Linked DNA regions of Mus musculus: region 2 is linked to region 1. The links are chromatin loops, found by intact Hi-C in ENCODE. Cell type or tissue: heart. All regions are shown on one strand. Links, peaks and the distances in the headings refer to the core of each region. The heading gives the core; the rest is flanking DNA.

What was found. Peaks named below come from ENCODE experiments on the same cell type or tissue, not always from the same donor. Only the 100,000 strongest peaks of a DNase experiment are listed, where the experiment ranks them.
Region 2: a loop joins it to region 1, with 1.9 times the contacts of the local background. A loop is called at or near these places in 3 of 42 quality-filtered maps.

Annotation. Positions count from the first base shown.
Region 1 is chr13:74,204,454-74,213,640 of GRCm38, forward strand. Exoc3 (exocyst complex component 3) reads right to left here and starts at 4,247. Exons shown (of 13, transcript NM_177333.4): 1 at 4,205-4,247; 2 at 2,454-2,644. The coding sequence starts at 2,627. Ahrr (aryl-hydrocarbon receptor repressor) reads right to left here. Exons shown (of 11, transcript NM_009644.3): 11 at 6,665-9,187. In heart, for the core only: no CTCF peak of the experiment used is centred there; a DNase peak (open chromatin) is centred at 4,238; H3K4me3 peaks cover 2,236 bases; H3K27ac peaks cover 1,507 bases; H3K27me3 peaks cover 993 bases.
Region 2 is chr13:74,254,655-74,263,841 of GRCm38, forward strand. Ahrr (aryl-hydrocarbon receptor repressor) reads right to left here. Exons shown (of 11, transcript NM_009644.3): 4 at 2,818-2,915. Among named protein-coding and RNA genes, the nearest start is that of Ahrr, 33 kb to the right of the region's middle. In heart, for the core only: a CTCF peak has its summit at 5,767 (motif pointing left); a DNase peak (open chromatin) is centred at 5,387; H3K4me3 peaks cover 1,158 bases; H3K27ac peaks cover 1,051 bases.

The DNA of each region.
Region 1 (9,187 bases), core at 759-8,758:
TTGGAAGTTTGTTGTTTTTTCTTTTTCTAGAAGGACACAAAGTTGGTTGGATAAAGAAATGGAAATGGATCTGGGAAGAGTTGGAGAGATGAGTATTATCAAATAACATTGCAAATAACTAAAAAGTTTTTAGGTGCACTTAAAAACTTTCAAAGAACTAAGAGATACGTAAAAACGATGAAATAAAGAAAACAATCCTGAAATTGCTATAGAAGCACAAATTTCAGAATAAAGTCAAAACAGCACAGTGCTTACATGAAAACTGACCCACCAACTAATGGAACAGGCTGAAGATCCAGAAAAGAAAGGAAATACAACTACAACCATCGAGTTTTTGATAAAGGTATCAAAACCATAATTAGAAAAGATGCTCTCTTTAAAACAGTGCTGGGAAAACTCAGTACTCACAACGAGAAGAATAAAACCAGATTCCTGTCACTAATTTTGCACAAAAATCAATTAAAAATGGATCAAAGACCTTAATGTAAGACCTGAAATGCTACAACAAAACAGAGAAACATTGTAAGCTACAAGCATATGCAAGATGCCTTAAAAGGAAGTCAAATAGGCTCAAGAAATAATCATTAAGAACTGACAAATAGGACAACAAGAGGTAAAAAGGCTTCTAAACAGCAAATGTTACAATCAAAACAGTGAAAAGGCGGCCTACAAAACAGATTTCTGCATTCTCTATATCTAACAGGAGATTAAAACCTACCACCCATAAACAAGTAAACACACACACACCCCAAATCTCCATTAACAAGCTAACAAACTGAACATATAGCTATCAAAAGAAGAAATGCAAATAAGATCCATGAAAAAATGTTCAACAACATTATCCTTTAGGAAAATGCAATTGAAACTATACTGGGTGTATGTGGTGACACACAACTGTAAAGTCTGCACTCAAGCCCTAAAGCAAAAGAACTATTGTGAATTTGAGGCCAGTTTGGGCTACACAGGGAGTACAAAGCCAGCCAGAGGTGTATGGCGAGATCTTGCCTAAAACCATCACACACACACAAAACCATCAATCAAAGAAGCAAGAATAGCTGGATAAACAAAAGTACATTAATATTCTATCTCACTCCAATCATAATGGCTATCATTTAAAAAAAACACGCTGGGAGGCAGAGAGATGGCTTGGTGATGAACAGCACTTGCTGCCCTTGCAGTTCTGGCTTCAGTCGCCAGCACCCACATGGTGGCTCACAGCCATCCATCCCAGTTCCTGGGGCACCTAATGCCCTCTTCTGACCTCTGCAGACACCAGACAGGCACATGGTACACAAGTATGTGCCTCAGTATGGAGGTATCTTCAAAACATAAAACTACCATACAATCCAGCTCTATCACCCAAAAGAGTCTATGTCACAAGCGAAAGAGATACTACTAGCACATCTGTGCTTATTGCTGCACTATTCACAAAAGCCAAGACACAGAACTGGCCTAGAAGTCCATCAACAGATGAATGGATAAAGTGCACAATAGAATTTTATCCAACTGTGAAGAAAGATGAAATTACGTCATCTGCAGAAAAAAGAAAGGAGAGAAACTAGAGGTCATTTTGATTAAATAAGTCATACTCAGAAAAACAAATATTGCATGTCTTCTTTCAGAGTTAAAGAAATTAGATTTAAGTACACACACACACACACACACACAGAGAGAGAGAGAGAGAGAGAGAGAGAGAGAGAGAGAGAGAGAGAGAGCATGAAAGTTAAAGGGGATTATGAGGTATGAAGAAAAGAGTCTAAAGCAGTGGTTCTCAATCTTACTAATGCTGCAGCCTTTTAACACGTTCCTCATGTTGTGGTGACCCCAACCATACAATTATGTTTGTTGCTACTTCATTTTGTTTGGTAGGTTGGTTGGTAGGTAGGTTTTCCAGATAGGGTCTCTTTATACAGCCTTAGCTGTCCTGGAACTTGCTCTGAAGACCAGGATGGCCTTGAACTTACAGAGATTCACCTGCCTCTGCTTCCCAAGTGCTGGGATTAAAGATGTGCACCACCACCACCCGGCTCCTTGCTACTTCATAAATGTACTTTTTAAATTTTTTGCTATTATTATGAACATTACTGTAAATGTGTGTTTTCTGATGGTCTTAGGTGACTGACCCCTGTGAAAGGGTTGCTCGATCCCCAAAGGGATCATGATCTACAGGATGAGAACTGCTAGTCCAAATGAAAGGAACTTGAAAAAACAGTAAGAAGAAAGACAAAAATACCAGGCTTTCATATACAGAATCTAGATTTAAGTGTATATGTACACACACACACATAATATATACTATACTGTGTTGACTAACTTTATGTTAACTTGTCACAAGACTGAGTCAACCTCAGTTGAGAATATATTTCCATAAAATAGGGTGGTAGGCAAGCAGGGTAGTGGCGAAGAGAAACTCAAGACAAATGCTCAGTCCCGTCATTTCTATGGTCTCCTACCTTTAGCCTGGCCTCTACAGAGGCCTTCTTCCGAGCTTCCCTTCTGCGATACTGCTCCACTTTGTCCAGTTGGTCTGGGCGCTGAAGCATCCCAGCAACCCTTTGGACTGCTGTTGCAACAGCCTCCAGGTCTGTCTCCTTCATTGTCAAAAAGCAGGCAGAATCTTTGCACATGTCATACCACAGGTACACTATATACACAAAGGAGAGGGTATGTCAAAATGAAGTGACGACTCCACATGCAAAGGTCATGTGCTCACCATGCAACTAATGGAGAATTTCTATGGCATTTAAATTAGCAAACTAGAAATGAAAGCTGAACTTGGGTCATAAACTCCTTAACAAAACTGCAAATCCTTAGAATTCAATTGCTAAGAAGATTTTACCTTAACAGAGAGAAGCAGGGATATCTCACAGGCGTAAGACAGTCACACAGAGAGTATTTATACAGGGACTTAAGACTATGTCAAAGGCAGCTCTAACACAATTCTTAGCCCTATAAAAGATCAGCTTTTCATTTCTGGAGCTCACCCTAGTGCTGCCCAAGTCCATGGGGTAGTTAGTCACTGGAAGGCAACAACTATTACCTACACTTCAGCAGCAGCCCAGTGGGCAAACACGAGTCTTATACTCCCTTACCATTGCTCTGGGTGGCCAAGATACCACTTCTTACTTTTGAACACTTCTAAAAACAAAGATAAGACAGCAAAAGGTAATTTATTGTCCTTACTTGAGTAGCTTGTTTCCCCTAAGCACAAATGTACCCGGTCAATCACCCTTTAGTCTAATATCTAATACTATCCAAGTCATGGACCTACAATGGCTATTTGCTGACTATCCAGCAAATGAGGGAATTAATAACACTGTTTCCTTTAATTTCAGCTACTCAACAGCCACAGATGTGATAAAGACCTACCTTCTGGAATCTTTCACTCTATTCCCAAGTAGTCTCAGAAAACCACTAAAATCCATTGTACATTTCCAGTTATGTAGCTTCTCCCTGTGTATTTCTCTCTTTGCATTTTCATTCAAGTGGAACAGCATTGCAAACACCATCTTCATCTTCTGACTATAAAATTACTCGTACCCAGACAGGAAATCTGAGCAGGCCACAGAAAGAGGATTCCACAACCACTTCTAACAGGACTGATTCACTGCGGGCTTTTTTTTTTTTCTTTTGCTTTAGTTTGACATGTTATCTTCAGCATTCCCAAAACATTAAAACTTGTATAATTCTATTTACAGGACTAGGTATTAAACATAATACCAAACCATCCCTCTGGCATGGAGTCCCCCACTCCAGCTGACAGGTGAAAGGCACTCCTGTGGCAGTGTTACAAGCCAGATGCAAAAGGAAAGCTGACCCAAAACCAAAAAAGCTTTGCAAGAAAGAGTCCACTCATAAACCTGAACACAGAGAATCAAAAACTAAAAAAACTGTACTGGATCGCCACCAAATCTGCTTCCAATGGCAGCTTGAGGACTGTCAGATTTCCGGCCTCTGGGGCAAAAGGGAACTCTGAGGGTAGAAGCAGCCCCGACCAAGGAGATGGGAGGGACGCACACCGAGGACAAACCCAAACCCGCCCAGGGACCCGCACTAGAGGGTGTCGCATCCCGCCAGAAACGTCGGCCGATGCTGTCCCTCGCCAAGGACAAACCCACTAAGGGGTACACTGTGCCACAGTCGAGGGCCCAGCGCCCCGCCCACCGCACAGGCACCCAAGGCTGTCAGAGCAGAGCTTCCTCACCGTCCGCAACGCCGCTGCCACCTCCCGGAGCCGGACCGGAAGTGTGCAACGCGGTCACTTCCGTTTCCGGCGTCTGGGCGGAAGGATGGGCTCTGGGTAACCTTGAAGGCGCTGTACGGGCGATCTTTCTGTAGACTCTTAGGAAACTTGTGCTTCTGGTGACACAGACTCAGGATCAGGGATTACAGATTCAGGCCTGGCTCCGCCGTCTGACGTTTGGCGCTCTCCCGACCCTCTTATTTTAAGTAGCACCTATTGTACCCACCCTTTCTCTCCGGATTAACCACTTAGGTTTGCCCTTGCTCAGTTCCTCCCCTTAGCTACCTTAGTCTCTCCACACCTCTCCATATCTTTACTGTGTCTTGTATTCAAGATTCCACTACTTATATTTCGTATATTTGTTTCTTCTTGCTGTCCTCGCCCTCATCCCCCAGAGGTTTCTGACAGCAAGTAGATTTCAAGTATTCAGGACAGTGCCACAGAGAGTGGGCTGCCTGCTGATAGCTGCTCGCGTAGCACGTAGAAGCGGCGAAGAAAACAAAACCACGAGCAAAACAGCAGCTGGTGGAATTACTCCAGCTGAAGGAAGCAGTGAAGCATCGAGTCGCCCCGGTACCTAGAACAGCCAGAAACTTTGTTCTACCTCTGCAGATACAGAGATTTCCCCACACTGTTACGAACTTTTAGTAAATTTTGGCGGGGTTTAGGTTCTTCCACTCACCCATCAGGTATGACAACCCTACCCTGACAGGTTTGGTTGTGTTTTTTTTTTTTCACCTTTTCTGCATACATTTGTTGAGTTGTGTGCCTATCCATAACATCACTACAAAGTCTGGCTCTCCCAAGCCAATGGATGATGGGGTAAATCTTCAGTAAATGAAAGAACAGTATAGGTAACCTGTCATAACCACAATGCAAATTATATGATGAAGTCAGTCTTTTAAAGATGCAGACCCTCCCTTAGTGTAGGGGTTGCAACTGGGAAAGTGCCCTGACCCCTTAGTTTATGACAAAACAGGAGAAATTTCAGCTTCATGAATGTTTAACTGCAAAGTGGGGAGGCACAGCTACCAAGACAAAGCTGCGGTTTTCCTTAGTTACCTTATATCCAACCCTAATCTCCTGCTGCCCACTATATAGTGGAGTGTTTAGTCATGGTGCTCCCTAACGAATTCAGTTAACTAGCCTAGTTAGATGTGAACTGCTTCAGTAGATGACTCAGCTTGTTTCCTTTCAATTAAATAAATAAAATAAGAATCTCAGCTTTTGTTTTTGGTAAGCCACAGAGTGACAAAGCTCAGGATACTTTTGAGTGTACAAGTAAGTTCATAGGTAGGCCTAGGAATGACCAGAGCCAAAGTAGGGAAAGAAAAAAAAAAATGAAGCAGTGACTAAAGGTTCTGCAGCCCTGAAGCAGGGAGAGTAGCCCCAAAGCCATTTTTACACCTGCCCACACAAAGGAGAAGGCATGGGTTCCAAGTAGGTGAAGAGCATATGGAGAATCCTAGAAACCCAGATGATCACCTTAGAGCTTCCTTGGTGAACAGGTGGGTCCAGAAACACAACAGAACCAATCTATCCTGGGGATGGCTAGAAGGCTACATGGCTATGCTAGGCCCTGAAGTAGAGAAGGCTGCCAAAGACACTGCACTTGGGACAGATTCCTCCTCTTCAGTGTGAAGAGTAGTGCTAAGGCCTAGCCTTTGGCAAAGAAAATCCAGAAGGGCTCTTTGGGCCCCCTCAATCTTAATAGAAGTGAGTCTTAATGTGGCCAAAACTTGTTCATGTTCTCAGAGGCCAGACTTCTTGATGAGCTACACAGTAGATGTTATTAAATATGCACCAAAGAGATAGAATTGTAGCCTCCAAACAAGTAGAACAGAGACAAGGAAGAGAGCATAGAGGATTTCAGACCGAAGAGAATGTGGGAAAAGGGAGACTTGATGCATAATTAAGAACAGAGTGGGAAGTACAAATATGTTCAGATGAGTGCAGGTAAGTGGATTAAGCAAGGTGAAACTGTTAAAAGAGAAAATTTAAAACATAAGGAAACAAAGGGGTTAGTAGTGGAGGAAGTTTTCTCATAATAGCCAATTAAAGCCTGAAAAAATTTGTGGATGGTGACATTAACATCAACTTCCCAGGTTTTGTCAAAAGCCACAGAGACTGTTGTGAAAATACAAAGTACATGAGCCATAAAGAAAAAAAGGTTAAAATGTATCTATTGCAGAATAAAAATATCATTGGGTGAAAAGATCCCTCTGCTCTGCCTTGCTCTGGGATGTCCTAGGGCACAGGAGGCTCCTGACCCCACCCCACCCCCGTGAGAGCAGAGGAGGACCCAATACCAACCCTTAACTCCAACCTTTCTACTTTCACATTTATTATCCCCTTCTGCAATCCTAGAACGTGAATCCAAAACACCCTCTGAAGGAAAAGGCACACAATCTCACACTAAATACATAGAAATATGAGATTTATTTTACACAAGTTTTGCAAATGTAGTACAAACCACCACATGAGAAATGCATCTGGATTCTCTGTTAAAACAGAGCACCAAGAAAACAGCACAGACAGCTGCACTGTAGTGTATGCCTAAAGTTCTTGAGGACTTTCCCCCAGTCGAATCTGCAAATATAAGGGCACTTTGTATTTATTCCTCCCCAGCCCATCTCTCACTACATTTAATTTTTGATATTTTTTTTAGCCATATAGGCAAAAGCTAGCTATCACAAAAAACCATGAACTTGTAGTTAGTGTATATGGTGAAATGCTAAAATAGGAACAACCTCTCTTCGCTTCCTGTGCAAGCTGACTGGAGATTTGTGATGAATGAGCAAAAGTGCAAGTTGGGGAGATTTGATCTTCATTAGACAGCATTGGCACCAGGTATCCAAGCTTGCCATAGGGTGTGGTACCCCCAAAACACAAAATCTGCTAAAATGACATCCAAGTGCAGAACTCAAGTGTCCACAAAGCCTGACCTGCAGGGAAGCCCAGGGCCCTGGAGAGCTGCCCACGCTCCACATTTGGTAAGTCATCCCAGCAGGGGTGCAGATGAGGTACATCTGAAAGGTTCAGAGTACCTGGGCAGAGAACATAGGGACTTCCCTGGGGACACAGCTCTTCTTTGATTACGTAGCAAGGGGATGGTAAATATGTAGTAATGTATTTTGTTTTATTTTGTTTGAGACAAGGTCTGATGTAGGCTTGAACTGCTCATCTTCTGTTTCAATCACTCAAGTGCTGGGATTCATGCCACTTGGTCTAATACTGTCTCTGAATTCCATCTTCATGGTCCCTTTCCCTAGGTTTTTTTTTCACTGTCTCCAGAAAACTTGGTAAATATTGTATACATTGAAACATAACAGTCTACTGTGTCCCCTGCTCCTTGTGTAGGAAGTGTGTAGCATGATGAGTATGACTTAGAATGGGAACATAACTAAGGACTTTCAGAGAGAAATACTAGATTGGAAGACACTTGAGTGGTATGAGCATGTCCTGCCCTTAGGAGCTAGGCATGTGTTTAGAACAGGAAGTGTTGTGGAAGACTCAAATTTTACCTGCTGTTATTCATTAATACCCACAAGGTATGCTATGCTTGGCAGAAATGCATAAGCAATGTATAAACTGGTGTAGTTTGAGGAAAGGAGGGAGACAGGAGGCTAGGCACAGGGGTAAGAACTGGGACACCATCCTGGCTTCAGACATTAGGTAATAGGAAAGCTGGAGTGGCCATATAAGCATGCCTTACATCTATGACAGCACAACTTCCATCTTGCCCTTTGAAAATCTTCTGTGGGCTAAGGACAGAGAGAGCACAAGGTCCAGGGCTCTCACAGTGAGTATTCTCAGTTCTAGGAGATCTTCAGTTGTATCCTGGTCCCATGGTGAGTCTTCTTGAGAGCCAAGCAGCTCAAACCTGGGCAGAAGACCTAGTCCTGCCCACCCAACTTGATTCTGATAAGGTGATAGGCATCGCCAGACAGCTTCTTTCACTTGGCCAATGGTTGAGCAGTGATACCCTGGAGCCATAGGTGAAGGAAAGAAAATCTATGCTGAAGAGACTACCTAGCAGAATTAGCCACAAGGCCTTTCCAGCCATTCTTGCCATTCCTAAGACCTCAGGGGAAGTAGCATCAGAGATGGATGTTCATCCCTGAGAAAGACTGAACCAAACAGACAGGCAGAGCGCAGCAGGCTTTTACCTGTTTAGTGGATCCTGTGCTAATGGAGCAGGATTTCTAGTTTAAGCCCTTCCTTGGAACATTCTCAACTGCACCCCCAGCCATAGTCATTTTGCCAGCAGTTCCTGGTGACTCTTCCTTTCTGTTTTATACACGATATCCACATTTCCTACAATTAGATTGCATTGTCTTTACAATTCAAAACAAATAGTGGCTGCCTTTTTGTCCCTAAGTCTCCCTGGGCTAGAACGGTTGCTCTTACCGGAAGCCCTGTAAGACAACAGCCAGGGCAATGCCTCTTCATCAGTATGGCCTCATCCTTTTCTGTGTGTTGTGCTTCCCTGGTTCCTGGCCTCTACCATATGATGTACTCAGAGACACCGGCACATAAACCATACTCAGCGACCCACCAAAAATACCATGGTGTTTCCATGACTATCATTATGCAAAGTACAGCCTCGGGTCTTGATTAAGAGCCTCTGAATTCCTGCTACATACAGGCAGGAGGTGTAACAAGCTTGGACACGAGGAACACATCATTTTGACAATCAGTTGAGCCCTGGCCAGCATAGAATACTGTTAGCTACTTCCTTAAACATTTAATTTCTCAAAGTGAAATGCTGTCCACTTGAACAGATTGAGGTTTATGCATGAGAATCCTCTGATGTTCTATGTGATTCAGAATGCTCTACTGCTAGGCTACACACAGGGAATCTCAGCCTCACCCACTGAGTTCTGTAAAGAGGGTCACTATAAGAATCTCTGATCATGTTCCATTATCCAAGGACTGAATTTC
Region 2 (9,187 bases), core at 837-8,836, 50 kb after region 1:
AACAATTTTACTTACTTCGACTGGAGTTAGGAAGTGTGGCCGTGTTGATATACCAGACAAAATTCAGAGAATGCAAAATGTAAAACTTAACAAAACTTTGAAGAGTGGATCAGTAAGATGGCTTAGCAAGTAAAGTGCTTTCCACCAGGCATGGCAACCTGACTATGATACCCAGGACTCCTGGTAGAAGAAAAGAATGGACTCCCTGAAGCTGTCTTCTCACCGCCCCAAGCATGCCCTGACAACACACACCAACACACACACATACACACACACACACACACCATAAATAAGTAAGTAAGTAAATAAATAAATGTAAAAATAACTTAAAACTTTGGACAAAAGATAAAAGACAAACCTTGTGATCTTGGGATAGTTTTGACATGTGACACCAAAATCATGACCAACAAAAAGAAACATTAATAAATGACTTCATTAACAATTAACCACTTTTACTCTGTACATCATTCTGTCAAGAGAATGAAAAACAAACCACAGACTAGGAAAGAACTTTCACAAATTTCACAAAGGAGAGGTGTTCAGAATGAGCTCTCTAGACTTAACAGTAAGAAGGCAAAAAGTATAGCTTTACATGTGCAAAGGATTTGAACAGTTTGGTAAATATGATACATGGGCACAGAGAAGGGCTGCTTGGCACCCTCAGCCACAAGGAAATACTAGTTCAAACCATGAAATTTCAGCACACACACGCATGCACGTAGGCACACACACACACCAAAGGACGTCAAGTGAGAGAGAGAACACCAAGGAAACTCAAGGACATGTAGAGATGGGAACCCTCTGAAAGCATCTTTAGCCTTGTACTTTGAAGTCCCTGTCCTGGGAATGAAAGAAAGATCCACATAAATAACATGCCTGGTTCCAAACAAAGCACAGCTGGAGACATGGAGAGAGGAGTAGAGGGAGGCAGTGAGGTATCAAAGTGTGGGTGGAGGTGTGGAGCCTAAAAGGGAGATAGAGAGAGAAGTACAGACATGAGGAGGGAGACAGAACAGGAGAGCTAGAGCTGTTGGGTCAGACAACTTAAGTATCCTGGGTGCTGCGTGCATGCTATGTGTTTTCCAATTCAGTTTAAGGATGATCTTTATGAGTCTGAATTGTTTTAATCAATGTTAATTGAAAAGATATTTAAGGGGGTTTGCTAATTACCTTTTTCTAAGAATAAAATTCAAACCAGGATACACTTTAAAGCTCTGATTTTACTAGCAGTGGCAGAAAGATCAATACCAGAGGAAAAAGTAATAATGCTTTAAAATGTGCTTTTTGTTTTAGCACATAATGGTAAGTGATAAAGTTGCACATTTCTTCAACTGAAGGACAGTGCTCCCCAAAAAGATGTTAGTCCCACTGGGGTCCATCCACACTGAGCTACAAAGAGCCGAAACCGATCACAGGGTATTCTGAGCAAGCACAGCTTGCTATGTGTCGGCCCCTTTGAGCACGTGACTCCTGTGTATTTTAATTTTTTTCAATGATTCCTTTCTATTTTATTTTTATGTGCATTGGTGGTTTGCTTACATGTATGTCTGTATGGGGACGTTAGACTCCATGGACTCCAACTTACAAACAGTTGTGAGCTGCCATATAGGTACTTGGAGTTTGAACCAGGTTCCTCTAGAAAAACAGCAAGCACTCTTAACCTCTGAGCCACCTATTTAGCCTATCCTGTGTATCTTTTTAAAGTGTAAGGTTTATAAATTCATCAAACACAAACTCTTCATTAGAAGTAATAGAACTTAGAGATGCTTCCTCACCCAAGCCCCAGACACTGTCTCCCTTAGGCACCCTGGGTGTCCCCAGAACCCACTGGATGCTGTGGGAAATGCCAAGAATACAATGTCTCAGAGTTGCTTGTGGTTGAGGTAGACCCAGATCACTGTTCTTCAACCATAGTTCACATAGATTGGCTAGAAATGGCGGAGTTGGGAGAGCATAAGAAGCAAAGCGTATCAGAGACACTAGACGAGGTGCAGAAGCCCTTCCAGGAGGCAGATAAGTCGAAGCCAACCTTCTAAGGATGGAGCCTGGCACCTGGCTGTCCGCTATCCTCTTCTTCCTGTATATGTGCATAAGATTTCCTAATTTAAAGAAAAACGTAAGAGTTTCGAGGGTGTCGCCCTGAAAGGTGCTATCCCTTCTATGGGCTCTCAATATTCCCCCTCTTTCATCCCGGGCCTGGCCCAGTGAGGATGGGGGACATAGGAGTACAACTGTGCCCTATGTCGTGTCCAATGTCAAAGAATGTTCTGCTGTGATCATCTCCTGAGATGTAAGAGACCAAGCTTGAACAGCTCAGAGAAATCCTAACACCAAAGAACCTTGGGGTTCACCTCAGATGAGAAAAAGATCCACCTAATGGAAGTTCCCATCAAGCCTGAATGCCAGTTTGAGATGCAAGAATTGTCAGGCCCTATTTGTGCAGGACGCCTGATGATCCACATAGAAACTCAACATTGACTCTTTTTAGTCTTTAATTTGGAAAATACATGGCTTAATATTTATGTTCTTTCATCAGTGAGTGAAACTGGAGAGTATGGGATGACAAATGAGGCGCAGATTTAGCACAAGGATGATGAAACCCTCAACGCCATCGTGAAGTTGATCTCTACCCACAGATCCCAGCTTAAGCAGTCTTAGACCAGTCTGGCAAACAGCTCATGAAGATATTTTGGTGCCATTAAGCTTCTTCTCAGGAAACACACACACACACACACACACACACACACACACACACACACACACACACACACACTACATAGCATGCGTGTGTGGCATTGCAATGAAGTGTGCACTTACCTCCAGCAGCAGCCGTCCTTCCTGCACGGGGAACCCTCTGTATGAGTGTTCTTCAGGTGACAGGGCTGGAGCTGACCATACACATGTCTCCTGCAAGGCTGTCAGAAAAGAATGAACAAATAAGCTCTCTGCAGAGCTCAGGCCTGCTGGTGGTTCTTAAGTCACATGTTTCTTGTATTTCCCTGGCTTTTACCCCATTGTTCTTGCTATATGTCCAACTTGGGCTGTTATTGTCCTAAGCAGGATATGCAGAGTCACCATGAAGTCCTAGAAAGTTGTATTATTGGCAGGTAGAGCCAGTTGAAGCTCTAGGCCAGCAAGGACCTGGAAGGTGCCTAATGTAGAAATGTACCCAAATTCATGTAGTATTCTGCCTCATCTTGGAAACAGCTCTTAGCTCTCCCATCTAACCAGTCTTGAGACAATGTGTGGCTTCCTGCCAGGTCCCCTCTATGAACAAGGATCCCAAGGTCCCTGCAAGTACCTCCTGAGACCCAATACCAAACTGGTAGTTACCCTTTGGAAGATAGCTGGTCTGTCATCTGCCTCCAGGCTAGGCCAAGGCTCCCTCAGTCCACCCATCTCCCATACCCTCATCTCCCCTGGAAGGGAGCAGACAAAATGCCCTGACGTGGAGGTAAAGGAAGTCCCTTGAGGATGCTCACCCCCTCAAAAAACTGCTCCTAGACCTATGAAGATGCCCACCTTCCTGGCACCCCTATCCAAGTCTGGTTCGATGGCTTTGGGATGGAAATTTCAATGTTCTCTTACTAAGCTGGATTCGAGTCTATGGCAAGCTGACTCCCCCTCTACCCTCCAGGATACCCAGTCCCAGACAAAAAGTTCCATTGTTGAAGGGCACAGCATTCTTAAAAGTAATCTCATTGCCTGTTCACAGCTCACCTCATGCTGAAAAGGATGGGTTTGTTGTGTATATTATTCAGAAATAAAAGTAGCATTTGAATCAAAGTTCTATCGTTTTTGTGTCACAAGGCTTGGCCTTGGCAATCCCTGATGCCCAGGGGTGGTGTTATTGTTTTGCAATTCTTGTCTAGAATCTGAGCTTCATTGTGGCTCCATGTCTCCCTTTCTGAGTGGTTCCTACCAGTCTACCATCAACTGGTCCCATGAAACTGAACTCCCCCCTTTCTGGACCTCTCAATGTCTCCAGAGGTTCTAAGCATCCTTGGAAGTTAATAGTTACCCAGGCTCCCAGAAAACTCTACTACTCTGGGGTCCAGATACTGTTTAATACTCTGCCCAACCCCACAACAGACCTATACCTGGTCATCAGAGTTAGAGCCTTTCTAGCTTCACCTAAAGCTGTTGTTTCTGTGACTGTCAGCCTCCACTGTCCCATAGAGTCCATGGAAACATCAGACAGTCCTGCCCACATGCAAGAGTTTTAGCTGGGCCCTGTGTAACAGGCTACCCTCTCCAGGGAAGCCTACGAGACTGTGACCCCAATGGCAATGACGTGAACTTTGGGACCTGGTTTCTTTCTCTTCCATTTTCAAAAGGCACTATTTCTTGATCTTGTCTCCCTCAACTAGTGAGACTGGGTTTTCTGTTCACTTCACTAAGAAAAGAAGGTATCATTTCTTTGTCAGAACTCAGGTCTCTCCTGGGAAACTTGAGCCTCTGATGCCTCTGAGGCAGTGATTCTCAACCCTAACCCTAACCCTAACCCTTTACTACAGGTCCTCATGTTGTGGTGATCCTCCAACCATAAAATTCTTTTTGTTGCAACTTCATAACTGTAATTTTGCTACTGTTATTAATTATAATATAAATACTTTTGAGATAGAGGTTTGCCAAAGGAGTCATGAACCACAGGTTAAGAAACGCTGCTCTAGGACAGAGGGATGGAGGAATCAGACGCCATGAAGCCTCCCTGCCAATCCTTCGTCACCACTTATCTCCCCAGTCTGGGCCTCCCACATCAGAAGCATTCATACATTGAGTTTTCAAATGTGTCTTCAGGAGGCCTCGGAGGGGTCCACATTACTGTTTCCTTCTTCAGGATCTGTCTGCTTCCCCTCTGGCAATAGAGAACTTAGAGACTAGCAGTCAAGCAGAGGCACTAGAGTCCTTGGGGAACATCCCCAACCCCCTGGAAAATGTGCCATGGAAACTGCAAGAGTGAAATGAGCTGCTGTCGTCACGAGCTTGGAATTGAGGGATGGGTGAGGAGAAGAGGACAGGAAGATTCAGCCTGTGTGGGCACCTGCCGCGGGGGCAGATTCCCGGCGGAGAGTTTCCTGATGGTCTGTTTCCCTGCAGAGGAGCAGCGTTCCCAGCACCTCAGAGATTGCACAAGACTTCCAGGGGACTTAAGCTAGGATGGCCAAGGAGCCAGTATGCGTGTTGTGCCAGACCGCTGAACCACTAGAGCACAACTCAGAATCTGACCAGATCTTCAGTGCCACCCTCCCTCCCCCCAAACACTCCAACCCCTAGAGGCAGCTCCGCCACTAAACGCGGCTAAGTCCAGCCTAAGCTGAGCTTCTGGGACTCCGCCACCCCCATCGCGTGCCTGGCGCCTCCGGCTTCCTCCTGCGGCCACGGGCGTCACGCGATGGCTGCGATTGCGTGCGAGTGAATGGGGCCCCGCCCGGTAGGCGTGGGGGTAAATTGGTTAGGGGCCTAGACCCGAGGGAAAGGGACAAAGGTGCGGCGGGGGCTGGGTGGGACCGGGATGGGAGGGTTTTGGATTGTTGCACCTCGAGGTCGGGTCCAGGAAACTCCTGCCTTGCTCCGGTAGCCGGTCAGCTGCAGCAGGATGTCTTTTCTAAGTTAAGGGTTATGAAGGTCACCGGCACCCCACACAGAGATAGCGAGTAAGTGTGTAAGAGCCAACAGAGGGGTGCGTTGATTCACGCGCCTCAGAGAGTCTGCTCAATACTTCCCTCTGCTTTCTCCAAGGCCCGCCGCCCCCTATAGGCCTTCCCCTCCCCAGCAGGCTTGTCTTCAAGGCATCAATCACAAGTTTGTACCAGCTCTGAGCTGCTGTGGCCTCTGACAAAAAGAGGGACCTACTGGGGCCGCTCACTTGGAAATGAGCTGGATTCCTGTACACTGTGCCCAGCTCCACCTAAACCCACGGTTTCCTGTCAACCCTAGTTATTACCCCCTACAACTATAGGTGCAGGAGGACCTTACCCCAGGAAACTTAGTCTCTTGAGATTCTCAGGGACACTTGAAGGAGTCCCCAATTGGTCACAATCAACTGAAACCAAAAAATCTTTCACTTCTCTTAGTTCCTGAAAACTTAAAGTAGTTTATTTGGAGCAGCAAGAATCTGAAGAGTTACCATGGAGGAAGTTGAAATTTCTACACACAGCAATGCAGGGAGTGCAGGCTACCCTGGATAACCAACTTCCCAGTAACATATTTCCCTTTCTCTACAACTCAGCAGACAACTGGGACCCCATCAGTTGATGCTACACACATACAAATCTAATGACTTCTGGGTGTCAGTTTAGCACAGTTCTCTGTGGAGGAGATACCAGAAGTCTGAACCAGCTCTGCTCCTGGGTGGTGCCTGAAAATGCCTTTCTCTCAGTTTAGTGATGTCAATTCCTACACCAGAGTGGTGTGTCTGATCAGGCCAGCCATTCCTATAGTTACTTACGTTCCCCCTGGGCTTGCTATGGTCAGAGATAAAGCCTGAGCAAGACAAGGCCGAGCAAGCCGACTAGAGCAAAGATATTACAGAATTTTGGCTAAAGTTTCCTGAGTGTTTTCTAAAGCTAACGTTTACTTTAGGTTGTCAGTAGATAGAGACGTGGGTCCCAAGCAGAGCAGGAAGGAGGGGTACAGAAAGGATCGGAGAAAGAAGCAAACGGGGAGATGGTAAGAAGAGGAAGGGGTATGTGAGATGCCTCTACTCAACACTCACCCAGACTCTCCTGGCTTTAAGCTGGACTGTCCTCCTGGACAGTTAAAATCTCTGATTCAGCCCCTGGGCAAGGAAGAGGCTTGGCTGGAATTTCAGTAAGCCAATCAGCTTTAGTGTCCCAGAACTGGGAAGGACAGTTCTCCATCAAGACTCGGTCTACAGCACCACAGTCTACTATGAACCGAAGACCCAAGTAAGCAGCAGGGCAGAAACAGGATGGACAGACTTAAGATGACACATTGTTCAGGTCTTGTACTAAGGTCATGTAGGGCTTCAAGGTTCTATCAGCCAAAACCTGTCCCACATCCTACTTCATGTGAAGAAGGTGTCAGGACCCACAGACTTACAGGAACATTGCCGCAGTTCCAAGGTACAGAGCTGTCAAGCTTGCTGGCAGGACATTCAGAAGATCCCAAAAGGTAGGAACAAATAATCATAAGGAAAACTTCTGAATTCCTGGCTACTCTATCTTGAGAAAGCTCCAGAAGTGACATTGCCTAGCTATGGACAGGTTCCCTGAGAAAGTCGTAATACTGAAGAGGCTGCCATGGTGACATCGGGAGTTGGTTCCACACTCTTGTACTCAAGGAGCCCTTCTGTGCATCTAGGATGCTCAGTCTCACTAAAATATGAGGTGCATGGTGCTCATCTATGATAAGGCAGCCTGATGGACCTGCCAGGAATCCAGGCAGAGGATTCCTGTCACATGCGTGGGATATCATTGATTGGGAGAAAAATCCAGGAGTCCTTAGAAAGGACAAGTCTGATCCTCCTTGTTGACTGGCTTTAGATGTTGGAGTGAACAAGTCCACACCCAAGGACAGTACCCAGGGCCGTGGCTAAGGTTGTTTTGATATGTGTGAGCTTCCCAGTCACTCTGCTTCCAATGTCTGGGGGTATTGCTTATAGGGTATCATCCGAATCAGGGTCCAGTGAGGCAGGTAAGGCTTTCCTAGTGTGCATAGTGTCACGTGACTGCTGAGGCCTGAAGAGAATGGAAGTTGGTGAGGGAGAAATTTCCCTTTCCTCCTGCCTCTGGGTGAGCTGAAACATAGCCTCTCATTTACATCTGCTCCTGATTCTCAGTTTGGACTTAGGCTGGATCGTGACATCCATTTCCCTGGGGTTTCCCATGGATTCTGCTTCCATGACCACATGAACCAATTCCTCACAATTTCTGCCCATGGTGATCTGTTTCTCTAGGGAATCCTGATAAATATATGTCTGTCTTAGTAAATACACATCTGTCTTAATTAGGGTTTTACTGCTGTGAACAGACACCATGATCAAGACAACTTTTAGGAAGGACAAATTCATTTGGGGCTGGCTTACAGGTTCTGAGATTCATTCCATTATCATCATGGCAGTGTCCAGGCAGGCATGGCACAGGAGGATCTCAAAGTTCTACATCTTGTTCCAAAGGCAAACAGAAGAAGACTGGCATCCACAGGCAGCTATAAGGAGGGTCTCAAAACCCACCCCTACAGTGACACACTTCCTCCAACAAGGCCACACTTCCTAATAGTGCTACTCCATGGGCCAAGCATATTTAGACCACCACAATGTGCAAGGCTGAGTTGGGGTAAAATGTCAATATTTCAGCATCAGATAGGAACCCAATCTCCATATTGTGTCTGATCTCAAGGCTCCAAGCTGTATATTAGGTCAGCATTTTTTACGCTGTTTTCTCCTCCAGCAATCTAAAGAGTTTAGACAAGTGTAATGGAGTAACTAAGTTCCTGTCACTTCAACCTAGCTGCTAGCTGCGCCTTACCTGGAACTTTACCAACTACTAGCCTTTGGAATCTCTGCGATGACTACCTATCATTTAAAAATATCTTTTCATTGCTCAATCCCTCAGCCAAGAAAAGACATCAGGAATACAAATGAACACCCACCCAAACGTTTCAATAAAAATTTGGAGCACAGTCCAAGTTGTGTACTACAGCAAGTTGCTGTCTTTGACATATAATTTCCACATTTTCCAAAATACATTCATTAAAGTGTCACACTTCCAAACAGCTTACAAAGAACCACAAAACATGCATTTCCTGTGAGCCACTGAGGACTGGTCAAAAGGCAGCCATGTTCTCATCTCTTCCTAACCACTTGCTGAAGGCATTTGCTTCTTCCCACAGGCTCTGCAGTATCTCCAGGCACACATGTGTCCTTCAAAGGAGAAACAGAACCCTTGCCTTCAAATACCTGTCATTGTGGAAGATGAAACCCAAACTAGCTCATTGTAAGAGGGAAGACCATGATTTGGGCACAATGCAGATCTATATTCTTTTTATAATATGAAGTGTAGCTAAAACTGGATCTTCTCATGACGTTTTATCAAGAAATGTTTCAAACATTCAGCAAACAAGCAAGAGAAACTTCTCCACTGTCAGTGAGAGTTCAAAAGGTTTTTTTTTTAATGTTTGGTTTAAAATAAAATATTTTAAAGTCAGAGATGTACTAAGTTAA